3 separate regions of the Homo sapiens genome follow, and regions 1 and 2 are each linked to region 3. A link is a loop called in an ENCODE intact Hi-C map of the cell type or tissue named here. Cell type or tissue: Caco-2. All regions are shown on one strand. Each heading gives the region's core, and the rest is flanking DNA. Links, peaks and the distances in the headings are about the cores only.

Region 1 (10,101 bases), core at 1,260-9,259, 76 kb after region 3:
ATTATATTAAAGGTAGGGAGCAGAAAACAAAAGAGAGCTCATCCCTGAGCACTCAGTGTTCAAACATTTAGAGAAAACCAACAAAGTGTTCCAGAAGCCAAGAGGTGAAGAATGTTTTAGGGAATGAATGGTCAATTATGTTGAATGCTGATAAGAGGTTCAATGAAATAAGTACTAAATATTGACTCAGATACATGGAAGTCATTAGCAACCTTAGCAACAGCAATCTCTTTGGATGGCTGAGGGTAGAAGTAAGACTCAACTGAACTGAAGAAGGTAAGGAAGTAGAGAAATATGTGGGTACCTCCTCTATCAGGAAGGCTGGCTATGATGTTCAACAGAGACAGAGGATAGCTCAAGGGAGATGTGGAGTCAAGGAAGGACTTTTTTAAAAGATGGGAAACACCAAGGCAAGTTGACTTGTTGATGAACTTGATACAATAGGTAAGAGACTGGAAATGCAGAAGAGAGAAAAGATAAGCAAAGGAGTGATGATCCTCAGAAGTTGAGAAATGATGGAGTTTAGGGTATCTGTGGAAGCAATATATATTTAAGGAGAAGAACAGTTGAGATCTTTCCAGAATTCGTAGTGAGACACAAAATATTCAGATTAAAAAAAAGCTAAATGAAACTCAAATCAGATAAATAAAAATAATCTGTATCTATGCCATTATACTGAAATTGCAGAATACCAAAAGACAAAGCAAAATCCTAAAACAACAACAACAACAAAAACCAAAACAGGTTATCTTTGAAAGGGGAGAAATAGGTAAAAATAGAGTTTTCTTCAGCAGGAAGACATGAATAGATTATTGAATAATTTCATCAAAGTGCTCTGACAAAAATACTGCCAACCTAACTTTTACACCCAGCTAATTATCATCTAAGAGTAAGGGTGAAATAAAGATATTTTCAGACAAATGTCAAGAGTTTCCAATCACAGATGATCACTTGAAGAAATACTAAAGGATATACTTCAGTGAGAAGCAAATTGAATCTAGGAGGAAGGATTTCCAGAAGCAGTGGTGAGCAAGAAAACTGGTAAGTGTGGGTCAATCTAATCATGCCCTATTTGCATACAACAATAACAAGATGACTAACTGTAGGGGACTTAAACATGGGGTAAAAAAATGACATGGAAGTTTGAAGGGGATGAAGAAGTCTAAAGTTCTCTTAATTTGGGAAATGTAAGAAGAGCTACTAATTAACTGAAGAATATTTGAAGTCAATTATGCATGTATTAAATTTTTGATAATTTAAAAAAGGGTGGGATGAAATCCATTAATCAAAAAGAATATATGGCTGGGTGTGGTAGCTCATGCCTGTAATCCCAGTGCTTTGGGAGGTCAAGGTAGGAGGATCACTTGAGGCCAGGTAGAGACCAGCCTGGGCAACATAGTGAGACTCCATCTCTAAAAAGAGTTTGAAATTTAGCTGGGCATAGTAGCACATGCCTGTAGTCCTAGCTACTCAGGAGACTGACATGGGAGGATGGCTTGAGCCCAGGTGTCCAGGGCTAAAATGAGCTATGATGGCGCCACTGTGCTCCAACCTGGACAACAGACTGAGATTGTCTCTCTCTCTCACACACACACAAATACATAAGGGAAAAAGAAATATAGGTTTAATTAAACCAATAAAAAGCAGGGAAGGAGAAAAAAGATGCAATAGAAAAGTACAGTGATTGTAGAAAAAATCCTTATACAACTCTAATCAGAATAAGTGGCTCTAATTCATCACAAAAAAAGATTTTTAGATAACATTTTAAAAATCCTTTCAAGAAACACAACTAAAACATAACATGAGAGAAATGTAAGAAAGAAAGCCATACCCAGCAAACTAGCCAATAGAAACCCAAAATAGAGCAAATATATATATTTGCATTATTAGTGATAGAGATAATAGAGATTTATTTTTACCAGAAGTATATAATTTTGAGCTTTTATATGACAATATGGTCTCAAAAATATAAAGCGAAATTGAAAGACTTACAAAGATAAATTGACAAATCCACAATCATAATGATTTTGACATCTTTCACAGAAACTAGTAGATCAAATAGCTAAAGTTGATCTATGAATACGAAAGGGATCTCATATCCAGCCATTCAAAGAACACACACACTTTTCAAAACCACTTGGAATATTCGTATCAATTGACCACAAATTAAGCTTCAACATATACAAAAAACTGATACCATACATACCATATTCTGAATATAATATAATAACATTTCAAATAGAGAGCCAAAGCCCAGTATGTTTGGTACAGTACATTTGGTACCAGTAGTATACACTGGAAAGACAAGAAACCAAATCACACATATATGGATACTTGGTATATCTCAGAAGTGGCATTACAAATTAATGGGGGAAGGATGTCAGACAGATGAATTATATCCTATTTTCATCTTATTTCCACCTTTCCAGCAACTCATTATTCACTCGTTTGTTTGATATTTACATGCTGATTGCCTGCTTTGAACTTGGCCCTGTACTAGTCCTTGGATATACAAAGTTGAAATAGATCAGAGGAATAAGAACTGCCTGCACTCAAGGATCTCATTATCTACAAGAATAAACAGGCAATTATGTGTCAGGTGATACAGCAGAACACGTAGGAGATCCTATGGTAGTATAATGGAGAGAATAATAAATTCTTCCTAGAAGTCTGCGGAAGGGGATATTGAACTGGGCTTTGAAGGATGGATAGGAATTCACCAGCCTGGGAAAGATTGAGCAGGTGGGGAAGTGATGGTGTTGACTGGAGAGCAGATGACTTGAGGAAGACATTTACAGAAGAGAAAACAGCATAACCAAAGGCCAATGAAGGTGGGCTTAGGTTTTGAAAGGCATTCTTTTCTGGCAAATGGTGTTTCAAAAAAAAAAAAAAAAGGAATGACATCACGTTGGTCTCTGAAACATCTTGAGTGGATGAAATAACCTCATCTTAAATATCCCTATATCTTGGGGTAAAAATGAAAATGCAATATTTAGAAATTAAGTGAGTGGCTACATGTTTACTACACGTGGACAGAATGCATATTGACAAAATATAAACTGGCCTATTGTTTCAGGAAAAACAGGATAGGCTAATCACAGATTTTCTAAAATTTCACTTTTTTTGCCAATATTTTTAAAAATAATTGAGCACATCAGGATTGCATTTTAATGCTTATTATCACTGTCCATATTTACCAACATCCTTTCCCAACAAGTATCCCTACTGCCTTTGATCTGTTCTGTCCAGCCAAATAAATGCATAGACGTCTCGAAGAGCAAGTAGCACCCAGTGTCCCCACACAGTCCCCAAAAAATAAAACAAAATGAGAATAGAGCAAGGATGTAAAGTGAAACATTATTTTAGGCCCATTGCCTACTTTCCTTTTTGGTGATGGGCCATTGTTTATTTTCACGACCGATATATTGTTCAATTTTCTTTTGGATCCACAAGGACAATCTCTAGACAGAAGGCTACGTGTAAATGCTGAGGGCATGCTCTGAGCCCATTTTATTTGGCTTCTACTTATTATGTCTACTCTTTCATTGAAATATACCGTATCTTAAAATTCACTGGTCGGCTTTTTCCATTTTCTGAAGTTCACTGATTTGCAAGAATATCTTTTTAGAGAAAGAACAGTTTGAAAACTTGAGGGCAGTAACTAAAATATTCTAGACAGGAAGAAAATACTCCAGACAGGAAGAATGTCTGTCCAAGACTATTACACTAGGCACGGTCTGCCTGGAATTCAAAAACCACACCAAACAAAAAAGATGATATTACACGAGATAAGGTATGTTTGACAAATGGCCCAGGAATGGCTACTTTGCAAAAACAAGAGCAAGAAGAGTCATCCAGAAAGATCTCAGGCATTTAGCAAGTATCTCTCAACACAGCTCTTTCTAAATGAACAGGATGTTATTTGTCTCATAGCTGCTGAATCTGGAAGGCAGTATTCTCTGGTGGTTTTATACCAGATATGTTTTGATGGGTCAATGTAGACACCACCCAGATGTATTAATATCAGCTCAGCCTGGGATCGAAACTGTAAGAAGGAAAAGTACCGTTTATGACATGCTGCAGTTGAGAATTTTTGCTTTTTCTTACCAGTATACATCATGATTTCTTAGCCTCGGCACTACTGATTAACATTTTGGGCTGGAAAATTCTTTGTTGTGGGGGTCTGCCTCGTACATTGTGGGATGTTTGGCAGCATCGCTGGCCTCCACCCACTAAATGCCAGTAGCACTCCCAGCTGGGACAAATCACAAATATCTGTAGGCATTGACAAATGTCCCCCAGGGGTCAGGGGGAGGTGGGGGGGTGAAGTTTCCTTTATTGAGAAGCAGTGGTATAGATGGAAACCTTATTGCCTCAATTTGTCATTTTATTATTCATATTAAAAATCAGAATTTTATTCTTTTGCTTTGAAAAGGAATCTTCGGGTCAGAGGCAGTTTGTTTGTTTGTTTGTTTGTTTAGCTACTTTATGTTCACAGAAGAGAGAGCTAAAGTCCCTTCCAGCTACATGTGGCTGGGTTCTGGAGGTCTAGTCTAGTGTTTGCCCAGGGTTAACTGAGAGGCTGGAGGGCAGGCAGCCTATCCTGCGTCACCCAGGTCAGCAGCACAGTCAAGGCTTCCAGATCTCTGCCAAGGACTTTTCCTATAATTTACTGTATTTCCCACAACCATGTGACATTCATCTCATATGAAAAATTAGGTTAAACTTTGAACTCTCCCCTTTTGCAAGACCAGATGAAGTCCTAACCTTGAAGTGACCCTTTTCAGATGTACGAAAACACAGCAGAGGTGAATCAATCTATGACAGACACTCTGAGTTCCCTCTGAAAGGCTGGCCAAGGAGATGGGGCAGGAGAGCTGAGTTTCTCAAACCGGGCACCACAGATCCCTGGACTTCTCATTAGCAGCTGCCCTAGTTTAAGATAGGATTGCATTTCTAAAATATTGATTGTCTCAAAGCTTTCTGGGAGTCTCCCCACTGCATAAAGTAAGATGTCCTCATGCTACTTAACTTTGATCAGGTTTATGAGCACATCGACACCCACATCCTTTTGACACTTCCCTGCTCAAAAACCTCGAGTGGCTCCCCATTGCCAGTAGTGAGGTTTCTCAGTCTCAGCACTACTGGCATTTAGGGCTGCACAACTCTTTGTTGTGGTGGCCTGTCCTGGACGTTTAGTAGCACACCTGGCCTCTACTGGATGCCTCTGGAGGAAGGAGAGGGAGAAGGAGAGACAGAGGAAGGAAGAGATAATGAAAGTAGGGAGGGAAAGGAAGGAGGGAGGGGGAGAGAAAGAGGGAGGGAGTTAGAAGGAGAAAAAGAAGAAAGGAGGGAGGGAAGGAGGAAGAGAGGGAGAAACTGGCTCCAGGTATACTCCCAGTTCCTGTTTCCACCCGTCCCTGAGTTCTGAGTATTCCCTGGAGGCTTTATGAGACCATCCTGTATAATAGTCTATTTAGCTTAAGATAGTTTCCAGGGGTTATATTACTTGAAAACAAGGACTTTGTAATCATTATAATGTGGAGCAGGCTGAATTAGGAGGTAGACAAAAACAACTCCTCTTCATAGCACTCTGGGAGCAGAAACAACATTTTTTTAATAAAGCCATATATTTCCAAACCTGTTTATTCCAGTCTCACTTTGAGTCCCTCATTTTATATTTAAGGTGATGAGTTTTGCCTTTGTTTTGAATTTTCTTTCCAGACTTGTTTCTGGCAAAACAGCCTTTTCTGATTATTAACTTAAAAAACAAAACAAAACAAACAAACAAAAAAAAAACAAAACAAGCCCCCAACCATTCTGAAGCCAATTTCTGCCTGTGTCAATTTGCAGGTGCAATATCCAGCCATCCCTGTTCTCCAGGCACAGAAGTAGCATCAGATGGACAGAAAAGGGTGATAGACACCTGGGAGCTTGATAAGAAGGCAAGGCAGACAAAATGCTGGGAATGACACGAAGGGCTGACACACTTTTATGAGGTCAAGGGGGAAGAGGAAGAGAGAGGGGCTTGCATGCGGGAAGCAAAAAGTCTTCTTCCAAAGCAAATGACCACTAGACTGAGAAGAATGCAAAAATGAATGAAAGGCCTAGAAATCATCAAGGAGCCTCAAATCCAAACTGGGAGGTGGTGGTGCTGCCACGTCCTGGACAGGTGTTTTAGTGGGAGCGTGGGGACATATTCTTAGCTTCTTGAACTTCTAGTCCTGGCCTCCAGGATAGCACGGGGTGGGGGTTGCATGTTGAGAAGGAGCATGCTACAAGAGCACACGCGATGGGGTGTGCCATGGGAACGGGGTGCTCCTGGTGCATCCTCAGTCTGTCAGCAGAGTGGGGGACATATAAGAGTAAGTAGGGCAACCATTTCCCCTACGTCCTGATGGGATGCTTTTGAAAGGCGCCACACAGGACAGCTGTAGTGAACTGGGACAGATCCCTCCTCCCCCTTACCCGCCCGCTCCCATGGATCAGACACGGGGTAGCACTGCACAGTCACCATCCCTGGCAAATGGGGATTGAGAGCTGGCCCGACACATCCTGATAGGGCCTCCATCTCTCCTGCGCCATCTGATGACCCTGGCAAGGGCCCACTCCGTGGAAGGACTCTAGTACAATGAACACAGGTGCATACAACACACAAGCCGCACAAGAGGGCAAACTGCAGGGCAGGGAGTGAGGAGAGGGCTCCGAAAGCTCAACTGTAGGGAGATACGGTCCCCTGCTTTCTGCCAACGTGAATGAACAGCTTGTGGGCCAGGACTTGTTCTAGACACTGGGGTTTCTGCAGTCAATAAAACAGACAAAAATCCCCACTCCACGAACCCTCTCTCCCCACCCCCTCCCATCGGGAGTTTCCCTCTGGTAAGGGGAAGGCAGGCAAACACACACATAAATATGTACGATGTCAGCTGGTGATCAGCGCTAGGGAGAAAAGGGAAGCTGGTACAGGCTGGGCAGGAGGTGGAAGGGGGGTGGAAAGGGAGTGGGGAACACACAGTGAGGGGGGTTAGAACTTTCTGGGCCTCTGCTCTCCATCCATATTCCATATCGGGAAGAAGGAAGGGTATCCTGGAAGTGCATGGGGGTGGGAGAGAATTTGGCAGGAAAGAGTGATGCAGATCCCCATGCAGACTGGAGAGGCTGGGAACAGAAGCAGCAGGCTGAGTGGGGGAAGGGCCTGCTCAGGAGACTCTGATGGCTCCAGGGCCCAGGAATCATCATCTTTCCACCATCTGGCCCACCCCAACTGATGATTTAAATGTGATGGACTCCTTTCTGTCCCCGAGGTCTCTCCCCTGCACCTTATTCGCTCCTGGCACATTTCTGACTCCAAGTTCTCACTCCTGTTGTTTGCATAGCCCGGGTGCTCTTTCTTTCCCCTGTATAACCATCCTTGATCTATTTATCTACTTGGGCTTCAGCCAACTTTCCACCTACCCACGAGGATTCTTGGTTAAGGCTGAGAGAACAACCACACTGTCTCTTACACAGGATCTCCAGCACTAGGGAGCCCCCTCCTCTTTGAATGCTCACAGAAGCTTGTCTTTTACTCCTGTTTTTTTATACATCACCACAGGGTCAGCTTCAGGGCGCATGTGACCTGCGCTGTTGCACAGAGCCCTGTCCTTAGCATGGTTTAATGTGCTGCTGTCATAGTTTTGAAAGTCTCAATTTTTTTTTTTAACAAGAACCTCATATTTTCATTTTATACTAGGTCTCACACATTACCTGCCCAGTCCTGCATAATCAATCACACATATTAGTGTGAACTAATAGCTACATCATAAATTTGATTATAAAGTATAACACATACTCTGAATATGAACCAGCTACAGCAAATAGACACTTTCAACTTGCTACTAAAAATGGAAGCTCACCAGCTATTTTAAAGTTTTTTTGGTGCCTCTTTTAATGAAGAAATGCTTGGTAAAGATAAGAGACAAAGAATAACTAAGTTTCACCACTTTCTATCAGAGCAATGAAGCACTGATAAGAAAAATCCATGAAAACTTTTCTTTACAGATGTTAAAATCAATAGCCATGGAAATCAGCAGTTATGCCTGGACCAAGGGGTTGACACTTAGGAGCAATTAGATTACATCTAAAGACCTTTTTTCATGGACATAAAAATCTTTAATGAAACTGTAAACTTTAACATTACTGACAATGCATCCTTTAGGGTGAGGCTAGAGATCCTTCCTATTGAGGGTTCCTGAAAATGTCAATTACAGTTCCTATAACGGGTTGCATCGTATATCCCCCGAAAGGTGTGCTTCACTCCTAACCCTGGGTCACTGTGCATATGACCTTATTTGGAAATAGGGTCTTTGAAGATATAATTAAGACGACATCATACTGGATTAGTATGGGCCCTAAATCCCATGGCTGGCAACCTTATAAGAAGATGACAGATATACAGAGACATACAGAGAAGGCTATATGAAGATGGAGGCAGAGATTGGAGTGGTGTGTCTACAAGACAAAGAACGCCAAGGACTGCCGCAACCACAAGAAGCTAGGAGAGAGCTGCAGGGCAGTTTCTCTTTCAGAGCCTCCAGAAGGACCCAACCCTGCCCATACCTTGATTTCAGACTTCCCAGCCTTCAAAACCACCAGCAAATAAATCTGTGTTGTTTTAAGCCACCAAGTTTGTGGTCATTTGTTATGACAGCTTTAATAGAAAGTACTTTTTAAAAGCTAGGAGAAAAATGTGTGAAATCTAAATCTAAATCATCTAAGTCATCCATTTACTTTTTAAACAAACGAGGGGTATAAACCAGTATTGGCTACAGGATGGAATACATTCAAGGAAATAACCATCAGGCTTTATTTCATTTTCTCTTACATATAATTAATGAGAGAAGAAGAAAGAGATGGTAGAAAAGAGACAAAAGAAAAAAAGCCATGAAGAAGAGAGGGTAGAAAATAAAAGACTGAAAAAGCTAGATACAAAAATACAAGTGAGAGGCACAAAAAGATAATAATAGATGCTAACATCAAATGAATACTTACTGGGTGCCAGAGACCACGATAAGTGACTCGCATGTATTCTTTAAACCTCCCAACACTCCCATTTTATAGATGAGGGAACTGAGGCAGAGAGAGCTGAGCTCTTTGGAAGAACATGGTGTGGCCAGGAGTACTATGCGGGCTAAAGCTACCTCAGCACTGTGCTAAGTGTGGGCAGGAAGCCGAGCAAGCCGACTGCCGGGCCTCTGGGGTTGGCTGGCCTGAAGATTTTCAGAGCTCAGCCATAAGGTATTATTAGGGTGGACCATTCAAAAGAGAGCTGTTCCAGTTACAGCAGAGTGCCTCCTTAAATCAACTAGATAAACAGAGATGCAGTTATAAAATGAGCTAAATAACCGAGTGGTTTTTCTCTTGACAAACAGTTTTCATTTTAGAGAGGAGTCTGTTAATTTCACCATTCCTCCAACAAATACGTCTCAGTGCCTAGTAGGTACAAGTAACCCTAGGAAATCCAGGCTTTAAATAAGCAAAGATTGCATCAGCACACAGTGTTGAAAAGTATACAATTATTGCATGCGATGAGGTGCCAACTGTCCTTTGGTTCCCAAAGCTTTTGTTCTCAGAGCCGAATTTTACTTTGCTTAGACAAGCTTTGTTTGAGAAGCAAAGGCAGTGACTGTGAGCTTTCTGAGAGAATAGAGCGCAAGGTCCCAACTTAGGGAATGTTGGGGGTTTCTATTCATTCCTCTTGACAAAGTTCCTGGGCAGAGCAAAGGAAAGGGCTTTTTACCTGGGGTAATAGTTCTGACTGGGGCAAACAATCTTGTTATGGGGTAAGAAGAGAAACTCTACTGGCAAATTTGAATGTCAGGTAGGAGGCCTCTAGAAAAAAGTGCAGGCCGGGCGCGGTGGCTCACGCCTGTAATCCTAGCACTTTGGGAGGCCGAGACGGGCGGATCACGAGGTCAGGAGATCGAGACCATCTTGGCTAACACGGTGAAACCCCGTTTCTACTAAAAATACAAAAAATTAGCCGGGTGTGTTGGCGGGCGCCTGTAGTCCCAGCTACTTGGGAGGCTGAGGCAGGAGAATGGCATGAACCCGGGAGGCGGA
Region 2 (10,101 bases), core at 1,091-9,090, 92 kb after region 3:
CTTCTTCTAATGAAAATTTCTACCTGACCTATTTTAATATATACATTCATGAGATGAAGCACATTTCCCTACATGCTCTGTTTGAACCAGGGATTCTCACTGGAACGAATGGTCTTTTGGGCCAGATAATCTTTTGTTGTGGGAGGCTGTCCTGTACGTTGCAGGATGTTCAGTGGCATTCTTTGCCTGTATTCACTAGATGCCAGTAGAGCCCCTCCCCCTAAGTATGTAATAAAAAATGTCTCCAGACATGGCCAAATATTCCCTGGGAAGCAACGCTGTCTCCAGTTGAGAATACTGGGCTAAATTAATAACACAAATATTAATATTTATATCATGCTTACTATGTGCCAAGTGTTATACTCAGCGCTTTGCATATATATGTGTATTTTTTTTTTTTAATTTTTATTGGTGGTTTTTTTTTTGAGACGGACTCTCGCTCTGTCATCCAGGCTGGAGTGCAATGGCGCGATCTCGGCTCACTGCAACCTCTGCCTCCCGGGTTCAAGTGATTCTCTTGCGTCAGACTCCCAAGTACCTGGGACTATAGGCACGTGCCACTGTGCCTGGCAAATTTTTGTATTTTTAGTAGAGATGGGGTTTCACCATGTTGGCCAGGCTGGTTTCAAACTCCTGACCTCAGGTGATCCACCCACCTTGTTCTCCCAAAGTGCTAGGATTACAAGTGTGAGCCATGGCACCCGGCCCACTTTGCATATTTTGACTCATTTAAGATTTAAAACCCTACGAGGTAGGTACTGTTATAATTACCCTTATTTTACAGATAAGGAAATGGAAGCTGAGAGTTTAAGTGACTTGCCCATGGCCACATAGCTGGTAAGTGGTAGAATATAGGCACAACTAACTGAGCCTATCTTTCCTCAAAGCCCTGAAGAACAAGTGTCTTTCCTTCTACTACACTTAACATAAAATTTACCATTTTAACCATTTAAAAATGTAAAATCCAATGGCATTTAATGCATTTACAATGTTCTGCAACAATCACCACTACCTAGTTCCAGAATATTTCATCACCCCAAAATGAAACCCTGTACCCATCAGTACCACTGCTCATTCTCTTCTCCTCCCAACCTCTGGCAAACACCAATCTGCTTTCTGTCTCTATGAATTTGCCTATTCTGGATATTTTGTATAAAGGGAATCGTACAATATATGGGTTTTGATATCTGGCTGCTTCTTTTTTCTTTAGATATTTCACTTAGCATGTTTCAAGGTGCATTTATGCTGTGGCATGTATCAGTACTTCATTCCTTTTTGTTGCTGAATAACAATCCATTGTATGGATATACCACACTTCATTTCCATTTATCAGTTGATGGACATTTAGACTGTTTTCACCTTTTGGCTAATTGTGAACCATGCTACTAAGAATATCCTCATACAAGTTTTGTTTGAACGCTTGTTTTCAATTCTTTTGGGTATACACTAAATCTATGCTTTTAAATATTGTTTAAACAGTCTCTCATCCCCATAATACTTACATTAAAAAATATGCAGTGGTTGAATGCTTGAATTACTCTCTTCCCCATTATAGTCTGTCAACGACTAGCAGGTCTGGTGTTCCCTGAACTGGTTTTTAAATAGGAGACTTTAGTTCTCCCTGAGCCCACTGTGAAAGCAGGTACCACTTAAGATACTTCTGGAAGTAGGTGGGGCTATAAATAAATGGTGACATAAGCTCACCACTTCTTTTTTTTCTTCTTTTTTTGATGAATAAAGGTTGGGATTCTATTTTCTAAGCCCTCTCACTGTTCTTCTTTCTCTCTACAATTAGGATCCTGGATCCAAGAAGGAATCAAGTAACGAGAAGGCAATGAGAGGTTGTCAGATATAGACAAGGAGGAAAGGGTGGGTCAATGGGCAGGAAGACCTGGGAAAATGGAGCCCTTTTGGGTGTCTGTGGACATACAAAGTGCCCAGGAAAGGAATGGTAGAAGAAAGACAAATACCCCTCTCACTACACTGGCTCTAATAACCTAGCATCATAAGCCCAGAAGGGACCTTAGAGGTTCATCTAAGCAATGGCTCCTCCTCCACCTGGCTTCAGTCAGGACCACCTCTCAGCTTCTAGGGAGCACAACATTGTGCTTTATCAGTACCAATTTCTAGAGAAGGTGATTTGCCACCAATCCACAACCTTTCCACAAACTTCAAGTAAATTCCAGTGCTACATTTTAAGGAGGGCTCTTTGAAAATGTCATCATTGGTCCTGTATGTCTCCCTGTATTCCAACCACAGTGTCTGTGCTGCTGATAGCTCTACAGTTCTGTTTATTGAGTCTGAATCTTCCTTAGGTGTTGACTGCCCGAGCTATACTCCTATTCCAAACACTGTCCTGCTGTTGCAGCCTTCTCTGCTTCATGGCAGTGCATGAAATGAAAATCAATATTACGAATGATGATGAGGGTGTGGTGAGGAGAGTTCTTTAATATCCCACTGGTGTTTGTGTGAACTGGCCTGTGTCTGGAAAAAAAAAGTTGGAGATGGATCAAAAGCCGGGAAAAGTTCATGTGCATTGATCCAATTATTCTATTTCTAGGATTCTCTTGAAAAGGTCTTCAGACTAAGATCTAGATAGATGGATAGATATAGAGATACAGATATTCATCAAAACAATATCAAGAAATGTGAAAAAGCCTAAACAGTCAATATAGGGGAAAAGTTAAATAAATTATGGCATAAAATGTAATAGGGTATTATGTAGACATTAACAAAGACAATTAAAAGAACATTTAATGATGAGAAGATTTGCCTCTGGTATAATGTTAGGTGAGAAGTAGGCTCCTGAGCCATGTATAGTATAATTCCCAGATTTGTAAGTAGGTATGCACAGAAAATATCAGAAGAAAACACACCAAAATATATTCAAAATACATTCACTCAAACTGCTGAAGATAAGCAACAGTTACTTCTGGGTGGAAAAATTTTAATTGACATTTATTTTCTTCTATATTCTTTGCATTTTTTTTTGAGTTTCCTACAATGACTATGTTCTTATTCCATTATATAAAAATGATTTTTAAAGTATATTATAAAACTCTTATTAGATTTAGTGTGCATGGATGATAAATTCTTAACCATTGAGATTGTCTAATCCCTCCTCCACCTTTTACAGGGGAAGAGACCAAGGGCCAGAGAGGTTCCACAATTACCTCTTATCAAAGAGCTATTCTACAACTAAATCTGGAAGCAGATCCAGACTCCAGCTTCTCCTGCCTTATACCTGCAGGCATCAGAACCCCCGGAGGGCTTCTTAAAACATATGGAGCCCCAGAGTTTCTGGTTCAGTCAGTATGAGATCAGGCCAGAGAATCTGCATTTCTGATCGGTACACAGGTGATGGTGATGTTGCTCGTCTCGGGGCCACACTTTGAGGACTCCAATTTTATCTTTCCACTGAACCTGTGGGTCGCAGCCTTGCCTGATAATTAGAACACACACACACACACACACACACAAAAAAAAAAAAACACAAACACACACACACAAACACCCCATGCTCAAGCTCTACCTCTGCCCAATTAAATCCAAATTTCTGGAGATGGGGGCTGGGCTGTAAAAATCCTCCAGGGGATTGTAATGTGCTCTTAGAATTGAGACTGACCACACTAATCTCAAGTGCTTCAGTTCAAGGGGATTGCCAGAAAAGATGAAAGTATGAACGTAGTCAGTGCTATTGACTAAATCCCCTCCAAAGGAATTAACGTTGTTTCAAACACAAAATATGATCATGTTTCTGCTCATGCTCACCCCACACCCACCTCCCATCATGCCACTTAAAACCTCCAAAGACGATTTAAGGCAAAGGCAAAAATCCATACCATGCCCTGCAGGGGCTTGTGGGGTCTGGCCCCTGCCACCTTTCCAGCCTCGCTTGCCACCACTTTCTTCCTGCTACCCTGAGAATGTATACACACACCTGGATGTATATTAGTATGATTTTAAAATTATGACCTAGGGCCCTCACTAGCCTGCTAGCCTTATGAAACAGGCCCAGAATCAGGTCTCCTGAGGTTCTTTCCATGGAAATCCCTGGCACCACATGTGTGGCAGACTGGGGGTGCTGGCTGCCCACAGCCCACTGACACAAAGACTCATTCCTCCTCTCTGTTCCTAGAGGAATTTTACAAACATCTAAAGCAGAAAAATTATTTTTAACCTACCTATAAAAGAAGAGTTCTATTAACTCTTCTCTGGTGACTACCATGATGCCAACATTGGCTTGACATTCAGGACAGTTCTGTTGCAGGAAAAAAAAAACATGCCCATTTTTCAGCAGCTCTCTGTCTTCCTTTCCTTCCATCAGAAATGATTTCGACTTTTATGAAGAGTTAGCATGCTCTTTTTTTTTCCCTTGGCCCATTGGCTCATTCCCTGAACATATGTCTGGGGTACTGGTGTTGGGTGATGACCCTGGGTGTCCCGTTATTTCCCCAAAGCCACAAAATGTTAAATCCTGCCCAGATCCAGGAACACGCAGCAAAATGCTGCAGCCATTCGTACAGCCCTGGATGGTGTGGGAAATCTACACTTTCCTTTGTTTTCACGCTCTGTGGGTCACACTAAAATACTTTTAATGTTGGTTGGTGGTATACTAAGGGTATGCCTACTACCTATTTCTGTGTCTAATGTGTGTGTGTGCGTGTGTGTGTGTGTGTGTGTGTGTGTATTTTGTTTTGAAAAGCTTCTATGGGGATTTTGAGGGGACTGGTGGATAAGGAGGTGCGGTGATGTCCACTCTGGTTTTTTGCTATGGCATTGTGGAGCTGGTTCTCTATTCCTTTTGGGAAGAGAAAAAACTAGAAATGCTAAGTGAAATAAGCTCCAATTGCCGAATGATAATCAAAGGGGTGGTTATCTTTTATCAACCCAGCCTGCTTGATCCTATGTACTTTGAACCCTCTTGCATACTGCCAAATGAATCATCCTTGCCTTTCCTAAGAATTGCCCTGTTTGTTATATTCTTTGTTTATGGTTTTCAGTCCTGAAAGAGGAGGAAGACAACAAAGACATATAACTAAACGCAAACACATTGCCATGGCGCCAAAGAAATGAGAAAGATCAGGGTGGGACCTGCCGTCTTTCCTGCAATTGGGCTAGTTCAAGCTGTATAGTCCTGGTTTTATTTGAGGCCATTTAAGCATCAGGTGTCAACGATTAACCTGGCTCAGTCCTAAAACTGCTGCTGACCTCCAAACCTGCTGCCTTCTGATCTGAGACAAGGTTCCTTGTCTCTGATGACACACCATGCCCAGCTGCCACGCCGATTATTCTCCAGGGACAGATGGCGACTCTCGATGTGAGAGACACACAGAAGTGCCGAAGGAACAGTCTTACTGCCCCTCCTAGAATACAATTTTGCCTCATTCAAAACAGTCACCGTTCACCCAACCTGAAAGGCCTGTATGTGCGCTGAAATGGACCAAAGTACCTTGTTTAGCAGCAAATAAATAACCTGATGCTTCCTGGGTTGGCTGATCGTGCAATGCTACAGTTGCTGTCCTTCCCACATGATACCACCAGCTGTTCTGCTGAGACTGATGTCAAAAATTGTGGCTAATTTCTGATGTTTCTCACAGACTTTTTAGATATAGAAATAAAAGATACTCCACCTCATAGAGGAAGACTTTGTGTTGCATTAAGGATCTCGCGCATTTCAACACGTCATTGTTATTATTTGCTTTTTTGTTTTGTTTTGTATGCAGTTTTTGAGAGAGTCAATATTAACAACAACATGTTTTACCATCAGAGTAATCCATTTCCTTAAATACGAACTTTAAAAGTCTTAGTCCAATTTCTCAAATGCTAAACTTTAGAAAGTATGGTAGGGTTATTCTTGAGAGAATGGAACATTTGTTAAATCAAACTCCTTAAAACTTTTGTAAAACTAAGATCCAAGTAAATAGTGTAAAACCTAAGGGAGAAGCAGCTATTACGAAGTTCCCAGCTACTATCTTCCTTCTTGCCCTAGATGACTTTCTTCTCATATTCCATATTCATTTGCTTTTCTCTGTATTTTCCTTGCTGATATATGACGCAACTCCCCACTTCTGGCCAAAGAAGTAAGTGCCCCAAATGACTGACATGTGGGTTTTCCTACAAAAGTCAAGACACTCAATTTCTAGCTTATGGCATCAAACTGCAATATTGATGTTGGGTGTCTTTCTCAAGCTCCGCTCACTCAGGGGAGCCTGGGAAATCCCTGCGAAAGGCCAGACATTTGTCAAATTGCATTTTCTTGTCCACTACTTTCTTGTCCAAATTATGGCAATTTGCAAAGCAGCACTACAGAATGTACCAAACATAGCCTCCAGCTACTCCTTTACCAGGTTCTGTGGTCAGAAGTTGGAGTAAGGTGCACCTTTATCTACAGAAAAAAAAATCAAATTAACCGGTTGTTTTCTCCATGTGAACTGCCCCATGTTAAAAACAACCAAGATACCTATGAAACAGGTTTTCAAAATTTCACAAATAAAAATATCTCCAATCCCTACTGTGCTTTTTACAGTGAACAATCACCCAAACAAAATAGTCCTTGGCGCCACTCACAGCTGTGCAGCTGATACTGCTCAATATAGTTCTTGGGGATATTTAAGAATGCAGTAGTCCTGAAACATGGATGTTGACACATTCCAAAGATAATCTAAGTTTATTTCTGGTCTCCTGTGTGAGTGGTGGCTGGGATTTCCAAAATCTACAATTGGTCCTTGTATTTGTGTTTGGGAAGACTAGCTCTACCAAGCGTAGGACTGTGTTGTCCCTTCCCAAATGGAATGTCAGAGTGTGTGTGATTGATGCAGACACCTCTCAAGCCACTCCCTGCTCTGGAAAAGAGACTGTCATGCTAATGAACAAGTGTAAATATTCCAGGGGAACACAGTTCAGTCTGAAATGACCACATGCAATTTGGCCTATGCTCTGTTTTAATGCAATACAATTATTCTTGGATATGTTGCAAACATAGCTCCTTCCTTCCTTCTCTCCCTCTTACCCTCCCTCCCTTCTTTCCTTGCTTCCTTCCTTTCTCTCTTCCTTCCTTATTTCAGCAAATAATTATTGAGCATCTATTATTTATCAGGCACTGTATTAGGCCAGTGAGATAGAACAGGGAACAACCACTCTAAGAGAGTAGACAACAAACAAAACTAAGAAGTACATTGTATATTCTTTTAAAAAGTGTTGGGAACCATGAAGAAAAACAAAGCAAGAACAAGGATAGGAAGTGAGAGGGAGGTTACAACTTAAATCAAGGTGGTCAGAAAAGGTCTCATGAGAAGGTGACATTTGGAAATTTGGGCAAATACGGGCCGGAGGTGATAGGTGAGCCATGCTGACATCTGGAGGAAGAACATTCCAGGCAGAGGGTACAGCACATGCAAGGCCATGAAATAGGAGCAAGCATGGTAGGCTCCAGAAATAGCAAAGATCAGGAACAGCTAGAGTGGTAGGTGCTAGAAGGTGAGGTAAGGGACCTAGGGCCTTCTGGGAAGGAATGGGACTCCCACTTTCACTCTGAGTGACGTGAGCAGCCACTGCAGAGTACTGAACAGAGCTGTGGTATCATCTGAATGACTTTACAAAAGCATTGCTCTGCCTGCTGTGTTGATGACTGTAGGGGGGCTAAAGTACATGCAGGAACATCAGCTAAAGGCTATGGCAGAAATTCAGCTAAAGGATAGACAGTGGCTTGGATGAGGGTGGGAGCAGTGGAGGTGATAAGGAATGGCCAGAATCTGGATATTGTTTCAAGGTAAAGTCTACAGGATTAGCTGACAGGTTGGATGTGAAGTGCACATGAAAGAAAGAATTCCAGGTAATGGTGCAGTTTTGGGCACGAGCAGCTAGACAGATGAAGTTTCCATTAAATGAGATGAAGAAGACTCCAGGAGGAGCAAGAGTGAAAGAGAAGGCCAGCTGCTCCATTTTGGGTATAGGAACATTGAGGCAGTTGGACTTACAAGCCTGAGGTTCCTGAAGAGACAGATGCCAGAAATCTACTTATGGGTAGATGGATTTTAGAGGAAGAGAGTTAGTGCAGATAGAGAAGAGCAGAGACCCCAGGACTAGGTTCTGGGACACTCCAATCATTAAGGGGTCAGAAAATTGAGAACTAGTCACAAAGAAAGACAAGGAAAGCTAACGCTCACAGGATAGGTATGATGGGGAGTGAGAAAGGACCACAGGGGTTAGCAATATGAAAGTAAGTGATCATCTTGACAGGAGCAGTTTCCAGCAGCAGTCGGGGGAATCTGATTGCACGTGTTTTAAGAATGGGAGAAGAGCACTTGGATCAGAGACTACTGTACAGCCAGTGCTGGGAGTACCGGGGAGCCAAGCACTGCAGTAAAAAGAGTAGGAACAGGTGGGATCCAGAGAGTTGGCTTGTTTCTCCTTTTAAGAAAGAAAGAAAGCTACTGAGATTTCCCTTGTCCATCATAAAACCACACCCCACATAATAAAGAGTCTGACTCCATTTTTATTGTTTGACTGCTTACTGATTGCAAGTCAAGAACAAGGCCAGTGCACTCCCTCCCTTGGTGTTGGTGGAAGTTCAAACCATGCAACCCCTGCTGGCATGAGAACACTTACCCAGCTCCGCCTCCTAACCACCACAGAACGCTGAGCCAGTCCCAGCTCTCTCAAGCCATTTTATGGACCTGCCTGGGGGTCAGTCCTGCTTCCCCCAGAAAGTCACATCATGTGAACAATAAAACTTTGTACATCCTTTTGGTGGAAGTATGGCATCATCAATCTCAACACCAAACAAAATTTTGGGTAGTCGGGCGGGGGGGGGGGGGGGCGGGTCCGTTTGGTTTCTGTGAAGATGTCATGGCGGCCCATTGGAGCTGAAAATCCCCTGAGATATGACCTATAATGACCTATACCTGCTCCTACTCCCCGACATGTTATCAATTCTCAGAACCCAAGACCCATGCTGCAAAGACATGATATTCTTTTGTGAAGAAGCAGCACACATGCTCCCTACCACTTAAAACATAGTGGTAGTTTCTAAATCTTATTAGAATCGTATCAGCAACAAAACAGAAAAAAAGAAAAAACCTAACAATTATTGAGCTCACGTTGTGCCAGGCAGGTTAACCATTTTCTCATTTATCTGCACAACCATCCTATGCCACTGGTATTATTACCCTCATTTCAGATATGAGGAAGCTGAGCTTAAGAGACTTCTCACTATGCAAGCTTGCACAGCTAATAACTAGGAATTGAACCCAGAGCAAGCTACTTCCAGAGTTCATTCTCTTAAACTTCATGTGATTCTGCCTCCACTTATCTGTCCCCCACTAGAGTGTAATATCCTAAGAACCCTGGACTTCATTTTCTAATCTCTTTGGTACCAAGAAACATAAAAAGCACTTAGCAAAGGTTTATGGATAAATGCGTGTGTCTGCAAACCTCCTGCTGATTTGCCCAGGTTCTCACAGCCAGTTAGTTGTAGAGTCAGGACAAAAAGTCAGGTCCTTGAACTAGCTTGAACCAAGCTCTTTCCCCTATGCAACAACAGATCTGATCCATATCCATGCTCTCCCACATTGCACAAGTTAAACAACATGCCCTACCCCACCCGCTACACACAAACACGCATATCAAACACAGGCAGGAAATTGCCAGACAGTGTACTCTGTTAAAATCATCTTAGGAAGTAATTTGGCCATGTGGATAAAGAGTTTCAAAATATTAATATCCTTTAAGATTCAGTAACTCAATTTCTAAGAATCTATCCTAAGGAGATGGTTTATAGCAACATGATTTCTAATGTGAAAAATGGAATATATTGTGCACGCTCTAACATCAGGAAATAGCTACGTACATATGACACTCATGCAACAATAAAAATGATGCTTGTGAAGAGTGTACAATAATATGGCTTTAATATGCTTCATAAAAAAATGTAGAATACAAAATGATAACTATACTATGCTTACAGGTATATTTAAAAAATCCCAGTGCATAGAAAATCATTGTAAGGAAACAGACCAATGTCTACCTTTTTTTATCTTTTAAAACTTCTTTAATTATATTACATTTATAAATGGTATGAGAAAAAAAGAAAAACTTTGC
Region 3 (10,101 bases), core at 1,191-9,190:
AGTTTTACGTATACAATGAAAATGTCTTTTCATGCTTAAAAAAGTCCTCTCACATACTTTCTTTTAATTTAAGGTGTTCATAACCTCTAGATATACACTTTCCTTTAGTGTAAGGCCTTTGGTATGTGGAAACTCATGTATCAAAATTAGCTGTATTATTCTGCTGGCACCAAAGCTTGATTCATTAATTTAAATTCATTTCAGCCATCTTCATCAAATTTCTTTGTTAAATTTCTTTTAACAATCGAACTGTTTTGCTACTTTATAAATTACTAATTTGGGAGAAACAAAAAAATAGCTTGTCTACATATACAAATCGAGAAGCTATAATTAAGTTCCTGCTTGTCATTATCTACAAAGATATACACTTTGATCAATATAATTTTCCTGCCATGCATTTCTGGGTGTTTATAAATGAACTGAATTGTGGTGGGAAAAGATCCCAGTGCCTCTTAACGACTACAATAACTCTCTTGTAATTTTCTCAAAGCAAATGGTATTCGTTTACTCTTTTTCTTGAAGTTCATAATAAAAGCGAACAGCTTTTTGTTAAGAATCTTCAGGTTGTTAGATCTAAAGGGTCTGAAACTAGATAAATGCATACTTTAAGGAAATAAGCTTTTAAAGCAAAGGGGTGGGGAAAATACCCCCACCTCTTTAGCTGCGCAGAGTTCAGTCTTTTTTTTTTTTGAGATGGAGTCTCCTTCAGATGCCCAGGCTGGAGTGCAGTGGCACGATCTCTGCTCACTGCAACTTCTGTCTCCCAGGTTCAAGCAATTCTCCTGTCTCAGCCTCCCGAGTAGCTGGGACTACAGGTGCCTGCCACCACGCCCGGCTAATTTTTGTATTTTTAGTAGCGACAGGGTTTCACCTTTTTGGTCAGGCTGGTCTTGAACTCCTGACCTCAGGTGATCCACCTTCCTAGGCCTCCCAAAGTGCTGGCATTACAGACATCAGCCACCGTACCTGGCCTTGTTTTTTGATTTTAGACAATCGTTAGTAAGTTTAACAATGGATACTGAAAAGGATGTATTACTAGCATTGTAACTTACTATAGTCTATGAAAATGCACTGAAGTAAAAGGTGAATTTAGGAATAATGAATTGGTACCTCTCTCCCTTCCTCGAATTTGGCTGATAAATAGGGATATCTGGCTAACAAGTTCCAGTCCAGGTGTTGCTGGTTTCCAGAAATATTCTCTTCCCTGCAGCTTTCCACTAGTCACTGTTATGTTGTGTGGCAAATGATTAACTCTCACCTCGGACTTTGCCTGCCTGCTTTTAAGTATGATGGGATTCAGTCTTGGAATGGAAAAAATACAAAAGTCACCTTAAGCCTTACAGTGCAAGGGTTTTAATAGTCCACACTAAAATAGGCTGTACAGTTTTGTAGTTTAACATTAAAAGCAATCCTGCCTTATTTTAAAATGCTTCTACTTAAGAATGCTTCTTCCTCCCCCACTCCTTCACTTAAGGTATAAGTCTACCCCTAAAGTGCATTTCTCAGGCATTAAAAACAGCACTGTGATTTGCTTTCCACAGAGTCCTAAATAACAGCCACCTTCTTCATTTGAGAGGCTACAGAGTTCAAGCTGAGCTGTGACAGGAGCCAGGGGGCCAGGGCCCCAGAATAGCTTTTTGAAAAAAAAATAATTATGCCACCCTCCTCCGCGGCAGGTATCTTCTCTTACCACAAATAAATATTTAATGCATCCTTGGAGTCATGAAATATTGAGAACCCAATTGACACTTCAATTTCCAGAAAAATAAAATCATGAAGGCATTGTGTAAATATTCTGAATTTGGTGGAATGAGACAACGCGTAAGGGGGCGGGCCTGAAGTCTCGGGTTTGGAACTGGGGGTTTGGGGTAGTGCTGGGTAGGCAGTCCTGGAGCGCGCAGGCTATTGGGGCTACTGCTTGTCCTCGTGGGGGTCACCAGGAAAGCCTGCCTCCTCCGGGGACCTGCCCGCCTCCGGGAGCAGCGTGGCGCGCACTTTCCTCTTCTCCTTAAAGCGGCCGGAGCGCGAGATCTTCAAATTGCGGCGGCTGCTGCCGGATTTGTCCCCGTATAACTTGTCTGGTTTGGGGGGCTCGCCGGCGCCCCCGAGGAGATTGGGGTGCTGGTTCTCCCGGGAGCTGCTGGTCCAGTCCGGGCTGGGCGGCGCAGGTGGCGTGGGCTCCCCGGGAGCGGGCTGGGCGGGAGGCGGCACCCCCACTGCGGCTTCCTTGCTTTTCTTTCTGCTGTTGGTGAGCGATTTCCACCAGGGGCCGGAGCTGCCAGCATCGCCGCTGTCGGCCATGGCCGGAGGGCCTAGGGGCTCCCGGCACCCAGATGGAAGGGCCAAAGCGGCCCCTTTCTCCACGTGGTCTCCGGCCGTTCACTCCACCCCTTCCCCGGCTTGCCACACGTGGGCTGCGGGGTGGATGCTGAGGCAGCGGCCTGTGCTGGGGAAGAAAACAAAACTTGGTTACTGGGTTGGTTGAAGTCACGTGCCCCCCCCAGTCCCCTTTCCTCCCTTATGCTGTCTGGCACCGGATCGGCCAGGGTCGGAGCGACCCAATCCCGTAGCTACGTAGCCCACATTAGCATTAGACGCCACTGCGCCCCATAGGGTGCTGGCGGAAGTGTCTTCCAGGGCACCATCACCTGGTCTCTAGGCTGAGCCTTGAACTCTTTGGCTTCAACCTTTGCCTTTCCTTCAGGGGAAGTGCAGTGCAGTGGTCAGCGTGCCCGGGGGACCCAAGGGACGTTCCCACCCCTCTGAATCAACCCGTCTCTAGAGGGAAAATGACCGCCCTGTCCACACTGCTTGACTGTAGATGGACGCCAAAAGGTGACCCATCCGACCCAGGGCGGCCTCCCTTTGGATAAGCACCTGGGAGGAGGGCGCTGGGAACCAAGTGCATCCTCTCTACAGGTGAACGGTATTAATTAGTCCATGGTCAAACAGTCACGAAATTTCCCTCCAAGATTTGCCCCCATCGACTTTCGTCCCAGGAGCCTTTTCGATGAGATACTTAGGAGAATTTATATCCCAGTAGGAGAGAAGGACAAGCTTATGATATTTGTTTTGGTTCTTTTAAATTCTACTTTTGACCACTTCTGCCTTGTGACTTTCAAAGAAGCATGTCTAGACTTAACTTCCCTTGAAAACCGCCATCCTAATTCTTCCTTTTACTCCCCAGAGCCCAATCTTGCGTCTGTTTGAAGTCACCCCCGGCTGACGGTTGAGATGAAGCCAAGTATCAAATGGCCTCTTCCCTTAGTTTTGTATTAAAATATGCACCGAGTCTGTACGACGCAACTCAACTCTGGAGAATTTCAGTTACAAAGTAAAGGCTTCTCTTCTTTTCCTTGTGCAATTCCCTCCTCCCAAGGAGAAAGAACGCAACAAGGAACTCCGAAACAATGTGCTTCTTCCCCAAGCTTCTAAGACCCCCCCTCTGCAGAGCGAAAGGCCGCTTCTGAGCACTTAGGTGCGGGTACAGCAAGCGAGACTCCCAGCCCACTTTCTGTGCGGGGTCTCTTGGGCGCTGCCACCAGCAACGGCAGGATTCGCCTGCGCCGCGGCTCACTTCCAGGTTTCCGCTCGGCTCCTTCCCAGCCCACGCGCCGGGCGCTCCTGGGATTGGCGATCGCGCTGGAGAGGGAAACTTCGGCGGTGTTTGTTGTAGGAGGTTCTCCTCCCGGAACCGCCAGGGAGAGGAAGTCTGATCGCCTACGGGAGGCGGCGGGGCGGCCTCGGCTGCGCCCCGAAACCGCAACACCGGCTCCTCCCCAGGATGCCCTGAGGACACACTCGGGCAGCGACTTGAAAACAATACAAGAAAAAACGGCCAAAAGTTCTTTCGGTACAAAAGGCACCCACGCCCTCAGGCACAATTAGCAACTGCGTCTGCAAACATCCCATTCCCTCCTACTTTGCAGATCGGAAAAGCAACCCGTACCCCCAAGTCATTTACTAACAGTGGTGGTAAGGTGTCCTGATGCTGCTTCCTCTCCTCTAACCTACATTTTCTTCTTCACAATCATCAACTTTGTGAGCACGGAAGGGCTTTGTACGAATTGCGCAAGGAAAAGATGGCAAATTACTCAAAAGTACAGAAAACGGAGTCCTGGAGCGTCCGTGGTTTTCAGCCTCTCTTAGGGCTCCGGGAGGCGGGTACCTGGGAGGTACCAGGCAGCACCCCAGGGTGACCCCCGGGGCCAGGCTCTGTCTCGGCGGACGCCGAACCACCCCCAGTCGCTCACCTGCTCGGGCTTAACAGGACCCGGAGGCCTCGCGCGGTGAACGCGGCCGAGAGCACGAAGGGGGCGCGCTCGGGTCAACCTGGAAGCCGGGGCTCGAGTCCCTGGGCGCGGACTTGGAGAGATCAGGCTTCTGGAAAGTGTACAGGTCGGAATTCCCGCAGCCCAGCTAAATCAAGTGCTGCTGCTGGTCTCCTCTGGCACCTCCAATTGCTGCGCGCTGCGGCGGAAGCCCGGGGCTCGCAGCGCAGTCTGTTCTGGTCGGAGGGGGCGGCGGCGAGGGGCCGCCAGACTCGCTGCCCGGGTGGAAGGTCCAGGGCGGCTTTCCGGGCTAGTAGTGTTTCATTCGCCGGCGCGTCCCTCTTCCCTGCTAGCACCGCCCGGGAGCCGGCTGAGAGATGGGACCCTGGCTGTTCACTCCGGCGCATCGAACTTGCCTACGCGTCCGTAGGAACGCAAAAAAGACATCTGCCCACCTGCTGGTTATTTGCCAAGTGATTCGGGAAACCAGAACCCTGGGGCAGCTGGGGGAGAAAAGAAAATAACCCAGGAGGCGGTCACCGCTGCCACAGGTGCAGGTAGGAACTTCGCGTTCCCACCCTCCAGGGGAGGAGATTGGATCAGGCGCCAGCCTTGAGGTGTCTGATTGGAGAAAAGCTGTGCAGTGCCGCTCCCCCGACCGACTCCTTGAGAAGAAACGGCGGAGACCTGAGACCCGGAGGCTGAGGCTGTAGGTGGGCTCCGCTGGGTAAAAGTTGCCGCAGCAGCTGTCCCTTGGCCCCATCGCGATTTATTTTTCCCCCTTGCTTTCCGGGTCCCGGGATCCCAAGTTTGTAACTAACGGGAGCGAATCCACACCCGAGCAAAATGTTTGCGAGTTTCAGGCGCCCTTAGTTGAAAGGCTGTAATTAACAAGTCCGCTGTTTGCCAGCCAGGCGCCGTTGCAGGCGCTTTCTGTGGATTGTCATTTATTTCTCACAGCAACCCTAGGAGGTAGGTATTGTTATTATTATTATTCTCACTCGACAGGCGAGGAAACCCTAGCACGGGAAAATGGTTGCTCAGGTTTGCCTGTCTGGTACGTGGCAGAGCAGGGTTGGAACCCAGGGGGCCTGACTCTAGCTTCTACGGTCTTAACCACCACAACCTGCCAGTCTGAGACTCTTAACACGACTCAGTGAGGATGTGAATTTCCTTCTTTCAGGCCTGGAAGTCCATGGACAGCCACCCAACGAGGGCAGTGTAAATCCAGCCCTGAGCCACTGCAGGAAGTGAACCGGGGATTGCACTCCTGGTCACATAAGAGTACTTTTTTTTTTTTTTTTTTTTTGAGACGGAGTCTCGCTCAGTCGCCGAGGCTGGACTGCAGTGGCGCGATCTCGGCTCACGGCAAGCTCCGCCTCCCGGGTTCACGCCATTCTCCTGCCTCAGCCTCCCGAGTAGCTGGGACTACAGGCGCCCGCCACTGCGCCCGGCTAATTTTTTGTATTTTCAGTAGAGACGGGGTTCCCCGTGTTAGCCAGGATAGTCTCGATCTCCTGACCTCGTGATACGCCCGTCTCGGCCTCCCTCCCAAAGTGCTGGGATTACAGGCGTGAGCCACAGCGCCCGGCCAAGAGTACTTTTTATTCATTTGACATAAAGATATTGGCACAGGGCATTTTCACTAATGAAGGCAGAGGTGCAGCTTGCTTCATCTTCCAGGATGCTCTTGTTTCAAAAAACGATTTTGATGTTCCTTGAGCTCATATGCAAGCATAACTCCCCTGAAGGACTGGGTGTGGAGCAACTGAGCATCTCTGTTGTGAAAACTGTTTGCAGTATAAAAGCAGTGAAAGACAGCCGGGCAAGATGGCTCAAGCCTGTAACCCTAGCGCTTTGGAGGCCGAGGCGGGTGGATCACATGAGACCAGGAGTTTGAGACCAGCCTGGCCAACATGACAAAACCTTGTCTCTACTTAAAAATAATAATAAAAAACAAGGTGGGTGTAGTGGTGCACGCCTGTATTCCCAGCTATTGGGGAGGCTGAGGCACAAGAATCATTTGAACCTGGGAGGTGGAGGTGGCAGTGAGCTGAGATCCGGCCACTGCACTCCAGCCTGGGTGACAGAGTGAGACTCTGTCTGTAAAAAAAAAAAAAAAAAAAAAAAGTAGTGAAAGACATACTGCCTAACTCAAATAATTTGCAATATAGAATTAGTAGAAAAAATTTTTAGAGAGTATTTCAATTTGTGAAAGATAAAAATATGAATATATGATTTACTTTTTAGTTTGGGATTCTTTGAATTTCTATGATATGCACAGCACAGGGTATTTGGAAGTCATGCATTTTTATATATTTCTCGGGATTACTTTTAGAGCATAAACTTTCAATCACAGAAGCAGGATTGAACAAAGGCAGGCCACCAACTTTGAGGGGAGAATGGGATAATTCATCATAGTGCCATTACTTTACAGATGAAATTGAATCATGGAAGAATGCCTTTATCTGAGGAGTCATCACCACTAGGGAGCTATGGAGGTGGGTTTTTACGTTGTTGGTTGAGCATATGGGTGAAAATAAAAAATTCAGGAAAAGAAAATAAGTTCTGCCAACTGGCTCCTCAAGTGTGATTTTAACAAAATGGTCAACATTTTACTAATAAGCAAACCTCTACTAACTGCTGAAATTAACAAAAAAAAAAGATTATTTTGCATGCCCTTTCTCATTTATATTCAGCAACTTTGAACTTAATAACAACATCTTACAAATAACCCTTGTGTACGGGGAGGACATTGAAGGAGAGACATGAAAACTGAGGAGAGATTAGCTGAGATGCAGAGTGGGTGAGCATTTCAGATGGAGGAAGTAGCGTGTGAACAACTTGGAGGTGTGAAGAAATTGAGGTTTCTTGAGAGGCAAAGAGCAGGCGCATGTGATCTGAGTGAGGAGAGGGAGCTGAAGCTGGAGAGGTGGGTGTGACCAGAACATTCAGGACCACAACCCACTAAAGAGGAAGAACATGGTAAGATTCGCAGTTAAATGTTGTGCAGTGGTGTATAAAGAATGAATGGGGCTGGGCGCGATGGCTCATGCCTGTAATCTCAGCACTTTGGGAGGCCGAGGCAGGTGAATCACGAGGTCAAGAGATTCAGACCATCCTAGCCAACATGGTGAAACTCTGTCTCTACTAAAAATACAAAAATTAGCTGGGTGTGGTGGCGTCCTTCTGTAGTCCCAGCTACTCAGGAGGCTGAGGCAGGAGAATCGCTTGAACCCGGGAGGTGGAGGTTGCAGTGAGCCGAGATCGCGCCACTGCACTCCAAGCCTGGTGACAGAGTGAGGCTCCATCTCAAAAAAGAATGGGCCAGGCGCAGCAGCTCACATCTGTAATCCCAGCACTTTGGGAGGCTGAAGTGGGAGGATTGCTTGAGCCCAGGTATTTGAGACCCGCCTGGGCAACATGGGGAAACCCCCATCTCTACAAAAAAAACAGAAGAAATTAGCTAGGTGTTGTGGTGTGAGCCCGTAGTCCCAGGTGCTTAGGTGGTGAGGTGGAAGGATCACTTGGGCCCAGGAGTTCCAGGCTGCAGTGAGCTATGATTGCACCACTGCACTCCAGCCTGGGCAACAGAGAAAGACTTAAAAAAAAAAAAAAAGTGGATGGTAGAGGGGACAAAATGGGGCAATCAGGATACCAGTTAGGAACTGTTGGGAGACTTTAGGTGGGATATTCTGAAGCCTGTAGTACAGTGGTGGGAGTTGATTTGGTGGGGGATGAAGATAATTAGGTGGATGCAACAGGAATGTTGGAGATAGAATCAACAGGGCACTATTTCATTTAATTCCTACAAATAAGGAGATTGAGTTTGACTAGAAGCTGAGAAGGGAAATACTTTCACAGCCTTCCCTGTGACTAGGAGTGGCCATAGTGATTCAGTTTTGGCCTATGGGGCTATAAGGAAGACTTCTGGAAATGCTTCTTTTCCAGATAAAGGACAGAACCTCCTGAGAGAACATCTTTTGCCACACCCTTGATGCTTGCATTTAAGCACAGCATGAGGATGTGACGTCTGGTGTGACAGCAGCCAGTGAGGCAGCAGGGATGGGAATAGGACACGTCATGCTAAGGATGATGGCATGGGAGTGTGGAAGTGTCTAGGTCCTCGATTACACCATCCATTCCCTGAAGGAACCCTGGAACCACCTACCTGTGGACTTTTAGTTCAGTGAGATCGTACATATCCCTGTGGTTTAACCACAGATTTAAACACAGTTTTCTGTTACTTGTAGCCAAACCCATTCCTACTTGGTAAGGACTATTTTAGTTAGAGGAAGAGACGATATTGTCCAAAAGGGAAAAAAGCTAATATTGCCACATTTTTTTGGACTAATATGAAAAGTTCTTCCCAGAAGGAGGATTTAGTGAAATGTTAAAGTGATGGGCAAGTTTTTAGAGGCAGAGAATGCATCTGTAAAATTTTGAGTTAAGGGAATGGGTAGATAAAACATATGTATAGTGCATGGATAAGTAAACTGGGGGTAAGACCAAAAGGTGAGGTTCATCAGATTATCTGAGATATCAGTGTAATTTGACTTTTAAAGACAGTGTTAAACAATTAAGACTTATTTTTCTCCATTTTTGCATCTAGAACTGTTTTAATCTCTCCCCACCAAGACACACACACACACACAAATGGTTAGTATTACAAGTATAGTTGTGTTCTGTAACTATTGATCTGGGAATCATATTGTTTGGTTCTACAAGGAGGACATGGTCTGGCCCTACAGCTCTGTATTGTTAAGCTAGACATCTTACATGATAGATGCATTTAAAAGTTGATTCATCTATTTAGTTAATAGTAGATGACTTTTAATGTTACAATATTGACATATGCTTTAACTGGACAATGCTTACATTTCTTAATTTATCTTGTCATTATTTTTCAAAAATGCATTGATGATTTGGGTGAGGACACATTTTTTCTTTTTCTTTTAAAAAATTAGCACCAGGCCTGGTGGCTCATGCCTGTAATCCCAGCACTTTGGGAGGCCGAGGCAGGCAGATCACCTGAGGTCGGAAGTTCAGGACCAGCCTGACCAACATGGAGAAACCCTGTCTCTACTAAAAATACAAAATTAGCCGGGTGTGGTGGTGCATGCCTGTAATCCCAGCTACTTGGGAGGCTGAGGCAGGAGAATCACTTGAACCTGGGAGGCGGAGGTTGTGGTGAGCCAAGATCACGCCATTGCATGCCAGCCTGGGCAACAAGAGAAAAACTCCATCTCAAAAAAAAAATTGCTTCTTTTAAAAAATTAAATTGAACCTTTAAGTGCAATAAATATTTATACTCAAAGACAATAGAGAAGGAATTATTAGAGGACAAGCATTGCACTAGCAATTAAAATCAGATTTTTACAGGTTAACATGGCATCTGCTCTCTTAGCAAATCTGGCATTGAATGGTAGGTTGAGAAATGTATTATCTTCCTTTGAAGCATCTGTATTGGGAACTAGGCAAAGAGAAAAACAAGATGAGAAATTTAAAGAAATATAGAAATCTAGCTAATCAAAATGAAGAAAATAAGAATCACCTATGTTCTTTTCATTCAGGGATGAGCCTGGTTAATGTTTTGGTGTTAGTCCTTTTGAGCTTTTTGCCACTTGTTTTCATGTTTACTCTTTTCATTTTTTCCTTTCCCTCCCTTTCTTCATTCCTTTCTTCTATGGACTCCTCCAGCTTTTGGAAATTACGCATGTATCTCTCCTGTCCTTTTTCTTTATAGTCATCAATGTATGAGTACTTTACGATTTCTTTTCTTCTTTCTGTGTATATGCATCAGTGTTGTGGATTTAGAGAGTGGGGATTT

Evidence for each region. A loop is a pair of places that touch in the nucleus more often than their neighbours do. Peaks named below come from ENCODE experiments on the same cell type or tissue, not always from the same donor. Only the 100,000 strongest peaks of a DNase experiment are listed, where the experiment ranks them.
Region 1: it touches region 3 in a loop (2.3-fold over the local background); 8 of 110 quality-filtered maps call a loop at or near these places.
Region 2: a loop joins it to region 3, with 2.6 times the contacts of the local background. A loop is called at or near these places in 8 of 110 quality-filtered maps.

What each region holds. Positions count from the first base shown.
Region 1 is chr7:29,482,905-29,493,005 of GRCh38, reverse strand. All of the region lies in intron 7 of CHN2 (chimerin 2), which reads right to left. Among named protein-coding and RNA genes, the nearest start is that of PRR15-DT, 76 kb to the left of the region's middle. In Caco-2, for the core only: no CTCF peak of the experiment used is centred there; no DNase peak of the experiment used is centred there.
Region 2 is chr7:29,466,861-29,476,961 of GRCh38, reverse strand. All of the region lies in intron 6 of CHN2 (chimerin 2), which reads right to left. Among named protein-coding and RNA genes, the nearest start is that of PRR15-DT, 92 kb to the left of the region's middle. In Caco-2, for the core only: no CTCF peak of the experiment used is centred there; a DNase peak (open chromatin) is centred at 5,251; H3K4me3 peaks cover 242 bases.
Region 3 is chr7:29,558,530-29,568,630 of GRCh38, reverse strand. It overlaps PRR15 (proline rich 15), which reads right to left and starts at 4,796. Exons shown (of 2, transcript NM_175887.3): 1 at 4,254-4,796; 2 at 1,338-2,446. The coding sequence starts at 2,301. The coding sequence ends at 1,912. PRR15-DT (PRR15 divergent transcript) reads left to right here and starts at 4,940. Exons shown (of 2, transcript NR_183550.1): 1 at 4,940-5,243. RefSeq lists an enhancer at 2,310-3,173. In Caco-2, for the core only: a CTCF peak has its summit at 4,308; DNase peaks (open chromatin) are centred at 3,690, 4,340, 4,870, 5,520 and 1 weaker place; H3K4me3 peaks cover 5,059 bases.